2 separate regions of the Homo sapiens genome follow, and region 2 is linked to region 1. Evidence: read pairs that join two places in POLR2A ChIA-PET (ENCODE). Cell type or tissue: OCI-LY7. All regions are shown on one strand.

Region 1 (2,500 bases):
CACCACAGTGCTGAAAGGGACGAGCTGGGCGCTCCACCCCAGCTTCTGCTGTCCCCACAGCTCTCCTTTGGTGTCTCTCTCCATTGGCCTTCCCAGCCTCCCATAGCAGGCACCACCCCACCTACCTGTTCCCACACCCTACCTTGCCGCCACTCTACCCTGAAACCTTTCCTCCTTCTCCTCAGACGCTGAAAATAACTTCCTGCTTCCTCCCGGAACCAGAGCACTTTAGCCTTCTCTGCTTGTCCCGTTCCAACTTCCACACACACACCTGAAACCACAGCTCATAACGTCTTATTCTCCAGAGAGTTTGCCTATCACCCTCCCCAAAGCCAGTACTCATCTTTTTTCCCCCCAAGACAGAATTCTTTTTGTATTTACATATTTCTGCTAGTTTCATGTTTATCTTTCTTCTCTTTCTCAAGTTCCTTGCAGTTAGTGGCTGTGTCCTTTATAGGCATTTGAACCTATTATTGGGCAGATGATGACTAGGACATGCATAAAAATATGTTGCAGGGAAAGGACCCCCTTCTTGCTCAGGCTGGCTGCCCTGGTGCTGACAGGCCCTCAGAGGCCTCTCTGCCATTCTTTGCAGTGAAAACTAGAATGAAAAATTCAGTCTCCCCAGAGCATTGATTCAAAATTGTTCCTCCTTCCAGAACCAACTGCCGAAGGGTGTGAGGAGCGGGGGTGGGGGTAATTCTCTCTCACCACTCCCTTCACTTTTACTTCAATTCTGTAGGATCTACTCTGTCTCTGTTAAGTACAAGACAGGGGAATAGACTCCAAGACATCATTACAATTTAGAAAAGGAGATAAGTACCAAAATCGTTGTTCTAATGGAAGGCAGAACATGATCAACATCTCAAAAGAGGCCTAAAGCAAGTTTCAGGGCCTCTAGGGGTAGTTGGGGGAAATCCAGGAAGAGGTCAAGAAGTGGCCTTTTAGTTAATGAATAAACAAGGCCAGAGGGGAGAGCATCTCAATCTGTTCTGACTGGAAAAGGGGTCTGGGGGATCCTAGGTTTCTGTTAGACTGTATCCAGGAGAAGGCCAGGCATGGTGGCTCATGCCTGTAATCCCAGCACTTTGGGAAGCTGAGGTGGGCAGATCACCTGAGGACGGGAGTTCGAGACCAGCCTGGGCAACATGGTGAAACCCCGTCTCTACTAAAAATACAAAAATTAGCCAGGTGTGATGACACATGCCTATAATCCCAGCTACTCGGGAGGCTGAGGCAGGAGAATCATTTGAACTCAGGGGGTGGAGGTTGCAGTGAGCTGAGATTGCACTACTGCACTCCAGCCTGGGTGACAGAAACTCTGTCTTAAGAGAAGAAAAAAAAAAAAAAAAGGAAAGTATCCAGGAGACGTGGGCCAAAAAGCTAGTCTGACTGTCTGCTTTCCCTGTCTTGCTGGCCCTAAGAGAGTGCAGAGGCATCTGCTGAAACAAAGCATCACATTTCAACTGTGCTGTGTCCAAGCTGATTGGTCACATCCCCAGGCTCGTCTGTGCCTAACGCATGCATCCCCAGTGAATGTACAGCAAAGGCCTCAAGGGAAGAAGATACAAGCCTTGATATGTAATTACACGGGGATATTCAAATAATCTTCAGCTTAAGTTCCTCTCATTCACTTCAAACCCAGGAGGGGGAGTCCTACTCCTCTATATTCCCAGGGAAAGAGGTAATTTCCTAGGGACCCTCAGCAACCCATTGTCTTATGTCAGGAGGTTTGTCCTTGGGTCTACATAATTATAAGAAACTTCTAGGTTCCCGCTTCACACACTTTGTGAGAAAGGTCTAAATGCTTTCTTGATCTAGAAGTTCAGGAAGTTGAGTTACGCAGGGATGAAGGCCAGACAAGGGTAAACAGTGGAACCAAAACTTGAGGGCTTTTTTTTTTTTTTTTTTTGAGACAGGGTCTCTCTCTGTCACCCAGGCTGGAGTGCAGTGGTGCGATCTCAGCTCACTGCAGCCCTGACCTCCTGGGCTCAAGCGATCCTCCCCACTCAGCCTCCTAAGTAGCTGGGACTACTGGCATGTGCTACCATGCCTGGCTCATTTTTGTATTTTTTGTAGAGGTGGGGTTTCGACACATTGCCCAGGCTGGTCTTGAACTCCTGGGTTCAAACGATCCTCCCGCCTTGGCCTCTGTAAGTGCTGGGATTAAGGGCATAAGTCACTGTGCCTGTCTGAGGGACCTTCTAAAACTTGCGCTCTCTCACAGGTTTTGAAACACATTGGAAACCAAATCCCTCGCTAAATTCATCTCCTAGAAAAGTATAGAAAACAGGACTGGACTTGTGAGCTTTGTAACTGTAACATTACTGCTAACTTGTCCCAATCAGGGCGTGAGGGTCAAGCAGATACAGCATCTCACCTAGGCTAGGTACCTAGGAAGGGAGACAGTGCTGGTTAAGGCAGGGCTGAGTTGTGAAGGAGGTGAGGCCTACAGCCACTCCCTTTCCTTCTTTCTGCCCTAATTCCCGCTGTTCCACTA
Region 2 (2,500 bases), 1.3 Mb after region 1:
AGTTTAATACATGAGCACAAGGACGTGCAGCTCCACTCCCATCTCTCAGAGTCTCGGTTTCCCACCTCGCCCATGCAGAAGGCTCCGGTAACCCACATAGCAGTTGGCCTTTTGGCTTATAGCCTTCTGTGGAAAAGACTTGAACATTTTCTTCTATCTTATGGAAAGCGAGGATCAGGTTATCGCTTTGGCAAGCAGAGGGAACAACCGGGACAGGAGGGTGTGGCCACATGGAGTGCTGGTCTGACACCGAGGAGCTTTGCCTGGCCAGGTTCAAAAAAGCCTCCACCATGAATGAAAATGGCTCTGCAGGGAAAAGGCATGCTCTCTGCTCCTGGGTTGTACCAAAGCGGCTCTCAGCCCTGAGCTGCTTATCTCTCCCTCCCACTCTGTGAGGGAGGCCATATCAGTAAGGAGGAAGCAAGGCAGGGAGAATTGACTCATTTCGGATCCTCCTCTGAACTGGGGACAGAAGTCAAATTAGGCTTTGTCAACTCAGGCTTTGTCGACTCAGGCCCGAGGTCCGATAATTTTAAGATTGGGTATCTATTAAGATAAAAAAGAAAACTTATGGCTAAAGATAACCCTGGCATAAACATAGGTAATTAATTATAATCTGCTTTTTTCCCATACTCACTGATTAATTTGATTGTCTGTTTCCTGGGGCTTAGAGCTAATTACAGGAGTCTTTTGTACCTAAACATTGCAGTGTTCCTCTCCCCATTACCACGGAAGGCACTGAACACAGGAGTTCCTGGGCAGTTCATGAGCTGGTTATGGAAGAGGGTCAATTAATTAGGACGGAAGGAATCCATCCCGATTTAGGCATAAGCATTAACACGTGTTGGCCTAACAGGAATCAAGGCTGACTGTATTCAGGGGCAGCATTTGAGTGTGGCAATAAGAATGAACTATGAGGAAAATTCTCAAGAGCTTTTGGCCTTGACAACCATGGAGAGTTACCTAGAGCTGAATTGAGTCCTCTTTGTAGTCCAGAAATGTGAAACTGACTACATCTCGATAATTAGAGCCAGTAACTGGATTCTTACCCTTGCACATTTGTAAGCTGAAGCTTAATACTGCCTCTTTCTTTAAGCCTCAGCTTCCTGGTCTTTAAAATTTGCCTTCAAGGCCTGCCCTGAGGATTAAATAAAATATTGCTACATGAGCAAATGTGCCTAGTACAGTGCAAGATACACAGTCCTTCTTACACTGCCTTTTTTTCCTGCCTCATCCCCTCTACACCCCATTTATTTCCAGTGTCTGGTTCCTAAATGTCAGGGAAGGGGCCATTTCTGCCTCTTTCACATTACTGATGGTTCTAGCTTCTATCAAAGGCTGTGGTGCCCCAGTGTGGAGGGCTGTGGTAGGCCCTAGGGGCAGCCACTGTGGAGGAAGTCAAAGGAGGAAGTTAGACCTCAGGCAAGGAGGGCTAAGCTGTGAACAGGAACAACCCATCTCCCCTGCCATGACCATACTGCAGAGCCAAAGGCAAGCTGAGTGGTCATCTCTTAGGCTGCTCCCTATGAAGGGGGTCCTCAAGCCTCTCAGCAAATTAACACTGGACCAAAGAGGTTGCACTCGATCCAGTGGAAATTAAGAAGCACAGTCTAAGCAAAAAAGACAGAGACTCAGCATGGTAATGTGCCAAGAGCACAATTTGGGGAGTTAGGAGACCTGGCTTCCTGTCCCCATCAAATCACTTGCCTCCGCGGGTCTTAGTTCCTCATCTGTAACGTGAGAGGATTGAAGTAAGTGATCTTAGTCTCCAAGGCCTGAAATTCTGTGAGCATCGTATCCTAAATATCGTATCTTAATATATATACTATTATTCGATCTAAAATCAGAACCTAAGTATCTTTGCCTACACGCACATGCACTTACTGTCACACCAAGGGATGTCCCGATGCAGTACTGGGCATGTTACTGTAGATATTATGGACTCAACATTTGTGTTCCCCCCAAATTCATATGCTGAAATCCTTACCTCCAAGGTGATGATATCAGGAGGTTGAGTCCTCATGAACGGGATAGTCCCCTTGTGAAAGAAACCCCAGAGAGCTCTCTCCCCTTCTTTTCACTGTGTGAGGCTATAAGAAGTTGGCAGTCTGCATCCTGGAAGGGGCCCCTCCCCAGAGCTCAGTCATGCTGGCACCCTGAGCTTGGTCCGATAGCCTCCAGAACAGTGAGAAATACATTTCTATTGTCCATGAGCCACCCCAGTCTATGGCACTTTGTCGTAGAAGCACAAATGAATGAAGACAGCATATACCTGATACATCTAGATATTTCATGCTGTGTTGTGTTAAACAAATGGGCTGTATATTCTCAATCCATAGTATACAATTAATAATCACCTTTCAGTCCCTGTTTTCCTCCCTCCTAAGGCATTGAGGGAGGAGGGCTCAGGAGGGGTAAGAGTTCTGAGTGCTCAGAAGCCCAATGGGAAGACAAGACCTTCTTTTCCCTTTTTTTTTTTTTTTTTTTTTTTGAGACAGAG

The links. Peaks named below come from ENCODE experiments on the same cell type or tissue, not always from the same donor. Only the 100,000 strongest peaks of a DNase experiment are listed, where the experiment ranks them.
Region 2: POLR2A ChIA-PET joins it to region 1 with 6 read pairs; 1 of 35 experiments calls an interaction of 5 or more read pairs at or near these places.

Annotation. Positions count from the first base shown.
Region 1 is chr11:121,445,419-121,447,918 of GRCh38, forward strand. All of the region lies in intron 2 of SORL1-AS1 (SORL1 antisense RNA 1), which reads right to left. Among named protein-coding and RNA genes, the nearest start is that of SORL1, 5.6 kb to the right of the region's middle. RefSeq lists an enhancer at 1,086-1,215. In OCI-LY7, CTCF peaks have their summits at 1,629 and 1,837; DNase peaks (open chromatin) are centred at 283, 513 and 1,523; H3K4me3 peaks cover 1,720 bases; H3K27ac peaks cover 2,500 bases.
Region 2 is chr11:122,755,242-122,757,741 of GRCh38, forward strand. All of the region lies in intron 1 of UBASH3B (ubiquitin associated and SH3 domain containing B), which reads left to right. Among named protein-coding and RNA genes, the nearest start is that of CRTAM, 82 kb to the right of the region's middle. RefSeq lists a silencer at 28-181. In OCI-LY7, CTCF peaks have their summits at 1,344 and 1,544; a DNase peak (open chromatin) is centred at 1,380; H3K4me3 peaks cover 892 bases; H3K27ac peaks cover 2,158 bases.